Linked DNA regions of Homo sapiens: region 1 is linked to region 2. Evidence: chromatin contacts called from ENCODE Hi-C or POLR2A ChIA-PET data. All regions are on one chromosome and are shown on one strand. Each heading gives the region's core, a stretch centred on a gene start or an enhancer-like site at or near the end of the contact. The rest is flanking DNA. Distances are from core to core; before and after follow the strand shown. Region 1 overlaps LINC03062 (long intergenic non-protein coding RNA 3062). Region 2 has its middle 23 kb from the start of MIR4290.

Evidence for each region. A loop is a pair of places that touch in the nucleus more often than their neighbours do. ChIA-PET counts read pairs that join two places held with the same protein, here RNA polymerase II (POLR2A). Pooled maps may share reads with other maps.
Region 1: a pooled map shows a loop between it and region 2 (1.9-fold over the local background). The contact joins two enhancer-like sites. A Hi-C loop is called at or near these places in 1 of 37 single-sample maps with no recorded cell type and 5 of 50 pooled maps. POLR2A ChIA-PET finds 5 or more read pairs at or near these places in 1 of 52 experiments (SK-N-SH).

Annotation. Positions count from the first base shown.
Region 1 is chr9:89,681,951-89,687,986 of GRCh38, forward strand. The region is part of intron 3 of LINC03062 (long intergenic non-protein coding RNA 3062); the gene reads left to right. Among named protein-coding and RNA genes, the nearest start is that of LINC03062, 45 kb to the left of the region's middle. RefSeq lists an enhancer at 3,794-4,365. Within about 2 kb of position 3,346, at least 13 of the 41 ENCODE cell types and tissues checked have a DNase peak (open chromatin) inside an H3K27ac peak, as active enhancers do.
Region 2 is chr9:89,997,668-90,003,711 of GRCh38, forward strand. No RefSeq gene overlaps it. Among named protein-coding and RNA genes, the nearest start is that of MIR4290, 23 kb to the right of the region's middle. RefSeq lists enhancers at 1,808-1,977, 2,018-2,087, 2,098-2,147, 2,198-2,287. Within about 2 kb of position 2,189, at least 31 of the 41 ENCODE cell types and tissues checked have a DNase peak (open chromatin) inside an H3K27ac peak, as active enhancers do.

The DNA of each region.
Region 1 (6,036 bases), core at 2,096-4,595, 310 kb before region 2:
AAAGGAACAATCAGCTCTCTGTAAAACAGACCAATTGGCTCTCTGTAAAATGGACTAATCAGCAGGATGTGGGTGGGGCCAGATAAGAGAAGAAAAGCAGGCTGCTGGCGCCAGAAAAGAGAATAAAAGTGGCAACCCGCTCCGGTCGACTTCCATACTGTGGAAGCTTTGTTTTTTCGCTTTTTGCGGTAGATATTTCTACTACTCACTCTTTGGGTCCACGCTGCCTTTATGAGCTGTAATACTCACCGCAGAGGTCTGCAGCTTCACTCCTGAAGCCAGGGAGACCAGGAACCCACCGAGAGGAACAAACAACTCCAGACGCGCCGCCTTAAGAGCTGTAACACTCAGGGCGAAGGTCTGCAGCTTTACTCTGGAGCCAGCGAGACCACGAACCCACCAGAAGGAAGAAACTCCGAACGCATCTGGACATCAGAAGGAACAAACTCCGGACACGCCGCCTTTAAGAACTGTAACACTCACGGCGAGGGTCCGCCGCTTCTTTCTTGAAGTCAGTGAGACCAAGAACCCACCAATTCCAGACACACTGGTAGAGAGTCGATTTAGCAAAGTGTCATTGCCACACAGAGGGTCCTGTGGGCAGTGACGTTTTGGGGAAGGCGCTGCAGAAAGGTCAGCCGTAGCTTGCTTGCTCCTGGGTTTTACCTCTTCTTCTGCAGAGATTCAGAGCTACAAAAGTCAGACTCCTTGCCACAGGTTTCAAGTGCCGTGGAAGTCCTGCGTGGGGACAGGCAAGGCCTCATGACATCTTGGGACACAGCCCTTGGAGGTAGAGGGAGAGGCCACAGACACCCCCAGAGAGAGCACAGAGCCCTCGGCAGCTGGCCTCACCAGGCTCTGGAGGAGGTGCCTCGGCTTGCCTCTTTCGAACTGGTGTCTTTTCCAAGGCCCAAGTGACTTGCAAATCCACTTTCATCTGCCATAGCATGTTAAAAGTTCTCAAAAACCACAGGGCAGGCCGGGTGCAGTGGCTCACTCCTGTAATTCCAGCATTTTGGGAGGCCGAGGTGGGCAGATCATGAGGTCAAGGGGTCGAGACCAGCCTGGCCAACATGGTGAAACCCCGTCTCTATCAAAAATACAAAAATTAGTCGGGTGTGGTGGCGCGGGCCTGTAATCTCAGCTACTCGGGAGGCTGAGGCAGGAGAATCCCTTCAACCTGGGAGGTAGAGGTTGCAATGAGCCTAGACTGTGCCATTGTTCTCTAGCCTGGGTGACAGAGCAAGACTCTGTCTAAAAAAAAAAAAAAAAACCAAAAACATGGGGCATCTGAAGTTACGACTTCCAGATAATTTAGCAAAAGAGAAAGGTTTCAGAGTAGGAATTTAGCTATGATTTTTTTTAAATTAAATTTTTTAAAATGTGAAAGCACATATTGTGGTGTCTCTTAGCCCCAGAGCCAGAGGGCAATTAGACTCTAGTGTCCTCATTGTACCCTAAAGCAAAAGCTAAGCGTGCTCCTGGCAGGCACAGGCCGTAGCAGGGCCTACAGGCTGCCCCTTTCTTGGTAGTGCAGTGATCCTAGCCAGATCCAGACATATATACTTGGCCCACGGTGAGGGGCTGGCAGGGTTGTGGGAGAGGGTCTGTGTGGCACATGCTGAGTGGTGGATTGTTCTCAGAGTGAAGTGTGTTTTTCTTCTCCAGCACTGCCTCTCTGTAGAGACACGCCTGGCCAGCAGCAGAAGCTCCAGCATTCTTTGTTATCACCTCTCTGGACTAAGTGAGAAGTCCACCCGTCCTATCCCTCTTTACCTTCCAGTTGGGGTTGGGGCCAGCGACTGCTGCATACTGTGGGTGGCAGTTTTGAGATGCACCCACACGTTCTTCAGCACCCCTACCCCTGAGGGGTGAGGTCTGCCTCCTCCCCTGGGACCCAGGCTCATCTTCAGGACTGGCGGATCCACAGTGTCCAGCAGACAGTGTGTCTGCTGGGATGGTGTCTGACTCCTGAGGATGAGCCCTCAAAGGCACTGCAGCTTCTACACTGAGCGCTGCTGGGAGGTTCTTGCTGGAGCCCTGAGTGTTAATAACACCCAACAAGTCCTGCCACCTGTGGCCGCCATAATGCCAGGAAGCACAAAATATCCCATGGGGAGAGAGCACATGGGAAGGGTTGAGGCTGTATGATGAGATGCCTGGCCAGCCCCTGACAGCTCCTGTCACTGTCTGACTACACCGCAGAAAGCCCTAAGCCAGAGCCACCCAGCTGAGCCTTCCTGACACCAGGAGTGAGCATAAAATAACTGTGGTTGTTTTAAGACACTCAGTTTGGGACGATTTGTTACACAGCAGTAGACAATGAGGATACCTGATGCTCCCTGCTATTACCCTTCTCGCTCCAGACTGGGAAACCCCATGCTTCCTGGACAGCCCATGGATTCTTAGAGAGAGGGCCCAAGGGTTCTTCTCCTGCCATTTCCAGCTCTCGGCCCTCAACAAGGCTGCTTCAGATGACGAGGCACAAATCCCAAGCCTTATGCTTGCTTACTTACAAGTGCCTCTGCTAATTTACTTTTAATTCCTCCCTTTCTTTCAAAGGGCTTGCAGGTGCCTTGGCATGCTCCCACAAGGAGTTAAAATGAAATCAAGGACATTGGCAGACTTTAGTAGAAAAGTGGGGAAGAGAAATGAATATATCAGGAATCTAAGATAAAGTGGATGCTGGCATGGAGTTAATACTTAACTCTCATTTCTTGACAGCTAAGGGTTTTTTTTTTTTGAAGTGCCAGTTCTTTAAAAAAAAAAAAAGGTAGAGTAGTTCCTCCAGAGAGGCAAGTTATTTTCCTGGCATTTTTGCCCAGAAAAATAAAGTATTTAAATATACAGCATAGGAAATAACATAACATTTAATGTTTCCAACAAAATGTGTTTTCAGAGGAATAAAACTCTCACGTGGTAATTTTTCGTGTCGTTGCATAATAAAGTCCTTGGGCAAAATGTTTTGTCCTCCTCTGGGCACAGCCTATCTTTTGGCAGCTGGACAGAGCTCAGAAGACCCGGGAGACAGAATCTGCCTTGGCGGGCAGGTCCCTTGTGGACATCGGCAGCCCTTGCTGTGCTTTTAGCAGGAACAGGGTGATGTCTCACCAATGCCAGGGGCAGATATTCTGGGCCGTTGAATGAGGCCGGATCCACATGCTCTTGAGCTTTCCAGACAAAGCAAATGCTGACATTCTGTTCCACAAGTCCTGTCGGGAACTCTGGCTCCAGTGGAGAGCCAGGGGACCGTGAGGGCCAGTCAGCGCCTGCTTCTCCCTTAGAAGGTTTGTTGGGCTGGAATATCTGGACGGCACTCCATGGACTTCTCTGGAGCATGAGACAATCTGAATAGGCACAGGTGGTGCCTTGGATCTGTGCTGTGTGACTCAAGCTGCAGGCTGGAGGTTCTCCCTGGAGACAGCTCGGGCTGCTGTCCTGCTATAGGAACTGGCCAGGCCTCCCTCTGCAGGCACCAAGTAATGGCTTTGCGTTCTTGTTGGTCACGGCTAACATGTATTCATGCCACACAAAACACAGGCACGTGCGGTGCGTGGGTTTTTATGCCTTATCGCCTGTACCAAAAATAAATCTTCCTTGTCAGGCCTGACTCCAGAGCATGGGAGTGGGCACAGCGTCAGTCGTCTGGCACTGCCTCCCTTGTCATCCTGGGGTTGCCATCATGGAATGGAACTGCTCTCTGTCTGCTTTGTCTTACTCCTCCACTCCAGCGTGTACCCACAGAGAGGAATGGCACAGGGGACACACATTTCCCTGGATGTGGGACATCTGCAAGGGCTCTCTGTGTGTCCCTCCAGCAGGAGGGCTGTGTCCTGTTCTTTGGGGGAGCTGGGGATCTGGTGGGTATAAATGCTCCACCTCCGGCTTCCAGCATCCTAACAGAGGCTGCGCCCATTTGGGCAGAAGATTGGACCCGGGGCAGGGTCCGTGAGCACTGGGAGGCTCGCCAGTGGCTTGGCCCTGCGTAAACCTGGACAACTTGGACAAACTCTGGGGCAGGGTGGGGAGAGGCCCAGGAACTACCCTGGTGGAAATTCCCACCCATGTGGTGTGGGGGATCCGGCTCTTGATATGTAGGGAAATGACGAATGTGCAATTTTCTGCTCACCTGAGATCCACGCTGGCCATAAGAGCATTATTATTTTCTGACAGGACAATAAAAATGCGTGCTTTCTCTTACCATCTAGCTCTGTGCACTCCAGTTAAATCACACCTAGCTGGCTGCTGACTCAGCCTCTTGCAGAACGTCCAGACAGATGTTCCAACATTACCTGGTCACTCCTGCCTGGAGCTGCAGCCTCCCTGCTGGTTCCCATCCCCAGGGAGCCGGCCTGCTCTTCCTGCCCTGCCACCTGTGTTGCTCCAGGCTCAGCCCTCATCCTCGGGGAGCATCAAGGTCAGAGTCAGCAATGCTCTCACGTGGTTCTGAACAACATGCCCAGGCAGCTCCCAAGAGCAGCTCTGCCAGATTCTACCATTCCCATTCTCCTGTTGGTGACTATATGCCTTCTCTTTTTATAAAACTATTTCCTTCTCCTTTGTAGGCAGCTCACTCAGTTTCCTTATGGCTGAGTTGCCCCCTTGGTAAGTGAGATATCAGATGTAGGATGCCTAGAAGCCCCTCTACAAAGGACACTGATGACTATGATACTGATGATGTACAGCTTTCTAGAAGCATTGGTGGACCCTGCTATGCACTCTAGACTCCCTTCCAGGAAGACCTTGCTGCCCAGCTGCAGGGATGTGGTCAGCAGACAGCCCCCAGCTGGCCTTCCTCCAGGCTCAGGGTCACCTCAGCTTCCTCAGCCACTGCACCCATCCCAGGTGGCCACCTCCAGCACTGGGGTGCAGTCCAGGAGGCAGTCGCACAGGGCCGGCAGCTGCCTAACGGGCAAATCTTCAGTGGTATCCCTGACCTACAGCCCCCTCGGGGCCAGCCCAGGCTGGCAGGGAGCCTGTATCTTGCTGTCCTGTACCCTGCCCTGTGCTATGGATCCCAGGGTGCTCCTTCATCCAACCCTGCATGCCAGCTCTGTGAGAGTTGGCTAGGATGGGCACAGATGTCAAAGCTGGGGGGCCGGAGAGTTTACTTCCAGCTCCCTCTTTCAATAGGTGAGGCGCAGCATGGCTGACCTGCAGCTCAGCCCCAGCCTCTCTCTGCATATTCATTGGGACAGCAGACAGGAGGCCAGAGAGCCAGTGCTTCCGACAGAAGCCAGGGAGGCCTGTGGAAAACTGTATTTCCTTGTGGTTTATACAATGAGAACACTGGTGTAGAGTTCCAGGCCCCTCCACTCTGTAGGGCATTTTATTTCTTGGCTTCAGTGTCAGAGGACAGAATGACATTAGCCCCATTCAATATTTCTTTCATGCTCTCAAGGGAGGCTGCAGGGCTCCACCTGCCCATCCTGTATGTCTGTAATTTTTGCTCCTGGTTTATTACTTACCCACATGCGCAATGTAAACACGTGCCTACTGAGTGGCCAGGCCGGTCACAGCATCCACCTCCTGAAACCTGTCAGGAGGGGCAGGAGGGGCTCAGAGCCACTTGTGTCCTGGGAGCACAGGACTGGGAATCAGATGGGCTTAAAGTCTCCCCACTGACTTTTATCAGAGCCACATGACCTAGAGGGCTGTCTTAGTCCATTTCCCATTGCTTGTAACAGAATACCTGAAACTGGGTAATGTATAAAGAAAGGGAATTTCTTACAGTTCTGGAGGCTGGGAAGTCCAGGGTCAAGGGCGTGCCTCTGGGGAGGACCTCCTTGCTGGTGGGGACTGACGAACATGCTCAGCAAGGCATCACGTGGTAAGGGGGCTGAGCGTGCTTTCCTTTGCTCATAAAGCCACTGAGATAACCCTTTAATCTGTTAATCAATGAAGAGATTAATCTGTTCCTAAAGGCAGAACCCTCATGATCCAATCACTTCTGATAGGCCCCACCTGAGTCTCAATATTGCCACATTGGGGATTTAGTTTCAACACGAGCTTTGGAGGGAACATTCAAACCATACA
Region 2 (6,044 bases), core at 939-3,438:
CAAGAAAACCTTGGGCTACTGTTGCCTGACTGAAGGACCCTGGGTGTGAGCAGGGCTCTGCTCAGAGGGCCTTGAGCCCTCTCAGGCCATCCCTGACCACATTGCAGCCTCCACTAGCCCCGCATCAGGTTCTGGCCCTGCCCAGAGCCACCTCCCTGTGGTGGGGATGAGACATCCCAACTTCTCTCAGACCTGGGAGGCCACCCAAGGTCTCAGGTTGGGAAGGCCGCCTTAAAAGATGCTTGGCTTCCAGTTCTTAATCTTAGAGGATTTGGGGGAGGAACCAACAGTGTATTGTGTGTAGTGTGGTGTGTGTGTGTTGTGTGGTGCATGCATATAAGTGTGGCATGTAAGTATATGTGTGCTTGGTATATGCATATGGATGGATGTATATTGTGTTTATGTATGGGACACCTGGTTTGTAATATTTGTCATTGTCTGTGGTATAAATCCTCCCATGACAGCCAATGGAAAGCTAATGCCATGTCACCAAAAACAGAGTTGGAAAGGGTGTGCAGAGCCACTACCTTAAGTACGATGACGTACATATATCACCAGACAGATAAACAGACACGCAGCCTAGAGAACACTGATAATAACACAATGTGGGGGTTATTATCTTGAATTTTAATATAATTTATTTTATTGCAAATCTATTCATTTTAATTTTTAATAATGGCTGTGTGTAACAACTGGTCCCGAAATTCACAGACATTTGGCAATCGACCCCATCAAGGGGGTACGGGTTGGCCTAGACCACCCTGGATTCCTTCTCCGGCTGCGTTCTGTGGCCAATGTACTGAGCCCTGCCGGCCTCCTTCCTCAAGAAGCTGGAAATCTGGTAGGAGCTGGAGATGGTTTCACTGGGGTCCCCAGGCTCACCACCCATGGGGCTGCAGAGGGAGTGGTGGAGATACACATGGAGGCCTCCTGGCTCTGGGAGTAGCTTCACACTCATACTCGGGGAATTGTTCTAATGGCTCAGGCTTGAGGCACCACATGCAGTTTTTTTTTTTAAAGTATGGTATTAATTTATACTTGTCTGTTGTTTATCCAATAAATGGCGTTCCAAATAGCAGGGCACTAGCCTGAACGGGAGAGGAGTGTGGATTCTGTTCTAAGCATGTTACAGCATCTGCTTTCATACTCATGCATATGCACACATGCATATATGTATATCCATGTCTACCTCAGGCGTGGGCACTTGCTGACTTATCAGGCATAGCCAAAGATAAAAGGCAACACTATGCTCCATGGAGGATGAATCTCACTTGGGTAATAAAATGACAAAGAAAACTAGAGAACTAATGGCCATAAGACTCAGCCCAGCTGTGCCCCAGGAGGGAGGAGAGATTTGGGAGTGGGGTTCTGTAGGGGGGTGGGAAGGCTCTAGAGTGGGTGCTGGGGGTTACAAGCATTTTTGCCTTATAGGACTTCATTAAACTTCATGTTTGCTTTATGCAGCTTCCTGTACTTGTGGGACATTTACTGTTAAATATATACTTTCATATATATGTGCAGATATACCTCAATATATATGTATATATATGTCTGTATGTGTGTGTTGTATGTACACACACATACACAGAGACATTACAGACATGTACTCACTCTCTTTCACCTGAGTTGGCAGAAAGTTTTGTTGCTGGGCCCTGCTGAGATAACCGGTTTGCCCAGTGGCTTGCTGGCCTTGCCAGGCTGTGCTGAGCTGTTCTGCGATGGCTGGCAGGCGCTGCCTGGGCTAGAACTGGTAGTAGAGCTCCAGGTTTTAAATGGACCTAGGGGGATCAGCCCAGGGTTCCATGCAGGTTTAGCAGGTAGGGTGTAGCAGGCCACAGCTCTGAGAAGGCTCTGACCTGGCAAATGCTCACGGACTTGAGGCCTGCCCTGCCTGACAGCGGCTCTGATTTCCTGACCTGTGCACAGGAGCTGGCTGAGGGGCAGCCCCTGCAGGCTTAGAGTTTTCTGGTGAAAAGTGTTGTGGCAAAAGGAGCTTGAGCTGGTCCCCCAGTACCTCTGGGCCATGTGGGGCCTTCCCCCTCCCGAGGAGAGGGGCATGACTGAGATGTGCCCTCTGCCCCAGGGAGGCACACACCAGGGCAGGGCTAGGAGACACTCAGCCTCAGTAGCCACTTTCCAGTCAAGGGCCTGGGGTCACAGAAACCTCAGGGCTCCTTCCTGTAAGTCGGGGTGGTTCTCAGCAGCAAGCTTTCACTTTCCATGCCTGGCTGGGACAGCTGGGTATTGAGACTGAAGAGACAGCCCACCTCTCCTTCTGCCCAGAAAGTGAAAATGCCTGAGAAGGCGCTGGGAGTGACTGGGGACAGCCAGATGAAGGTCCAGTTCTGGTGTCGGGTCCCTGAGGAGGGAGCTCTGTGGACTGGCTCCGTAGCACATGCTCCTGGGGCTTGCCTGGCACCGGTGCAGGGATCAAGGTCGGAGTCCACTGGCTGCTGGGAAGGCTGGCATTGGAGTTACACTAAGGCGCTGAGCAGCGTTAGGCACTCAAAATCTATTTTAAGCCTTGTGTAAACATGCATGAGGCGAAGTCTCCCTCTCCCTGCTGCTCCTGCAGAAAGAGCTGTCCTTTGCATTGCCAACTTCTCAGGGTTCTTGTGGAGGTTAAGCAAGTGCTGTTTTGATTTTTTTCTGGAGGTGAAGTGAATTATAGCCTTGTTGTTTTAATAAGTCACAATATTTACAAGTTCATTTCTTTGAACTGTGTGTGGGGGGTTATTTTGTCTGCAATTTTGAAGGTAAATAATTTTCTGCTGTTTCACTGTCGTTTCAGCCAGATATTTTTGTTTGGTTTGGTTTTCAAAAGGAGGAGAAGGGAACTAGCTTTTATGGAAGGTCTTTGCTCTGTCCTTACCAACGCGGGAGTTGTGCTTCCATTACCTTCTTTAATCATTTTCATAAGGATTTTTGTACAAATGATGAGGAATGACGGGTGGTTTTAAATTTGTTTTTCAGAAAGAAGTAATGCATGACTCTGATTTGCGGCTGCAGGATAAATCCGAACTATTTCAGGGAGATGTCATGGAGAGCTCATCTCTCAGCATCAAAGTTGCCTCTCCTGACTTTTGAATTTTAAGTGTTCTGTGTGGAAGAAAAATGGAGACAACAAATTTCTATGCATGGATTCAAAGAATCCTCGTAATATACAGACTACATTCTCCCCAGCTTTTTATCTCTATATATTCTTTTTGTTGAGTTTCAACCACATAGGGTTGAAATTCACCTTCCCACATTACATTTTTCATCAATAGTTGAAGACCTATGTATGTAAATATCAGGAACTATCAGAACTCCCTGCAACAGGAAACCTGACCCCCAACTCCCCCGAAATGCATCATGATAAACAGTCACTTGCCAAAATAACAAATCAGCTTCCTGGAACATGCTTGCTCAAAACCAGGAGAGGAGCTTAGAGACGTCAGCTTGACTTCTGCCTCGTACGCAGGAAGGGTGACCTTCAAAGATCAAACATCGTCCCAAATCTCCCTTCATCTTGTAGTACTCCTGCTTGTCGTAGCTCCTGTTACCATCAGGTACTGGGCCAACCATCCGTCATGTCAGAAGAGAGTTGGGGACAATCCCTGGATTATTTCACCTTTGCCCTGCTGGTATAGACAATGTGTGTTATGGCTGGGTGACTTGCTGACTTTTACTCTGAGCAACAGCTTTGTCAGAGTAAACTAAAACAGAGACTTCAGAGCATAATAAAATATGACATTTTTTCTGTATAGAACTAAAGACACGGGGGAGAGAGAACAACTTAATTAAAAAGACAGTGCCCTTTCAGTGTCTTTTTTTTTTTTTTTTTTTTTTTTTTTTTGAGATGGAGTCTTGCTCCGTCGCCAGGCTGGAGTGCAGTGGCGTGATCTGGGCTCACTGCAACCTCCACCTCCCGAGTTCAAGTGATTCTCCTGCCTCAGCCTCCCAAGTAGCTGGGACTACAGGCACGTGCCACCACACCCAGCTAATTTTTTTTGTATTTTTAGTAGAGACAGGGTTTTACCGTGTTGGCCAGGATGGTCTCGATCTCTTGACTTTGTGATCTGCCCTTCTCTGCCTCCCAAAGTGCTGGGATTACAGGCGTGAGAGTTTGTATTAATAAAATAAGAGGAACAATACCAAGGAGAGTGCTTTGTAAGGATGTCAAGGCTGCCTGTTCCCTGCTCTACACAGCATGTCTCTGACAAAGCAGAGGCCACAGAAAGGGGCACCTGGTGGAGGGCCCAGGCAGCAGAGCACAGGCCCTGCAATTCTGGATGCTGGGGTGTCATTTCATGTTTTGAATTAGCTGTGAGCCTGGGGGCTGCCGCCGGGATCATTTCCAGCAGGGCGGTACCATTTAGTTCCTTCTGACAAAAGGGCCACTGCCCAAGATTTTCCGCGTCTGCATTCAAGTGGCAGATGAGACACGGATAATAATACACACTCCAAATCTTTTCAGGAATTCACAGTCTCTGTTTGCAATGTTATCCTGAATTTGATCACGACATGCACAGAACTGGTTTGAAAATTATTTTCCAGAAGCAATTCTTTAATAAAACTTTTTCATCTGAAAAGCAATCTAGCCAAAATGTCAACAGAGGTAGATAGGATAAAAAATAATTACTCTGGATCCCAAGCCAAGATGAACATACAAGTATTACCAAAGATTTGGGTGTGATATCGACCCCTTGCCCCTCTCCAGCCCCCTTGATCCTGGGATCCCTGCCTGTCTCTGTGCTTGCAGGCTTCTCCCCGGCAGGGACAGAGAATGTGAAGTGCCTAAATGCTTAGTGATTTCATTCCAGGGCACTTTCCTATCATCCTGGTTACTGATGCCAGAGGAAAGCAGGAAGGGTTGGGGGTTGGGTTTGCAGCATCTGATGGAGATTGTGGTTTGCAGATTGTGAATTGCTGTTTTGTTCTACAAAAATAATGAACATGGTAACCATAGAAACCTAGTAGAAAGGTGTCCAAGAGGCTAATCGACCCAGTCAAATGAGTGTTTCTCTATGATGACTTGTAGTGATCCTGTTAAATTGTGCAGGGTTTCTTTCTGGGGGGCAGCAGGAGCTGTGACAAAATGCATTTATTATGCCATCCTCACGTGTCAGACTGACAACGACTGCTGTGTTGTTGCTACGAGATGGCTGCATAACAGCACCCACAGCTGCAGGACCATTGCAACTGCTTACTTGCAACAGGTGCTGTGTTTTAGGCCCCAGACCCCAGAACTTGGATTGACAGAGGGGCCAGCTGCTTAATTTTTGGCTGGCTGTTTTTCATCTGTGGAGTGGTGCCCCTCTGAAGAGACCAGAGCATGTGAAACTCTATCCTCATGCAAAGAACACTGTCCTAATTTTTCTTTTGCTGGAGGCCGCAAGTGCCAGAGAGAAGGATAAGAAAGGCTTTGGGCCACTTGCCCCAGCTTGAAGGCCACGATGCCAAACCAACCCGGGCAGTGCCTGGAGTGTCAGGAATTTACAAGCAAAGAGTCCAAGTGCTGAGCACGTTTGACTAGTAAGGGTGTCTTTACCCCAGCTGGCAGAGTTTGGGTAAAAAAAAAAAAAAGAAACACAAAATGGCAAACAGCTCTTTGCTTTTTGGGCTTAACTTTGCATAGCAGAGTGCATTAGCTTAAAATGTCAACAGTGACCATTGCCAGATAGATGTACTTCCCAAGAAAAATACTGGGGGCAGTTTCTATTCTGGGAGAAACTTTTGGTGAACAAAAACCTCATTCCAGCGCTACTCACCACTATATTTAAGTCAAAGCGGGGGGGAAGTTTTAATAGCAAAAAGGCCCATTTAACATTTCAGCTGACTCGAAGCCCAGATTCTCCGGCAAGGTCTTTGGTGCTGGTGGTGGTCCGGACTCATGGGAGGACGCTGGGGCTTCTTCACAAGGGATTGTTCATGCCATTCAAGGATGATGCCAAAATATATATTCTCCTTTTTCAAATGTAAAATGGACACGAACTTTTGGAAAACCAGGAAAACAAACAAAAGTAATTAAGTAAAAATATGCATAATTGATATATAATCTC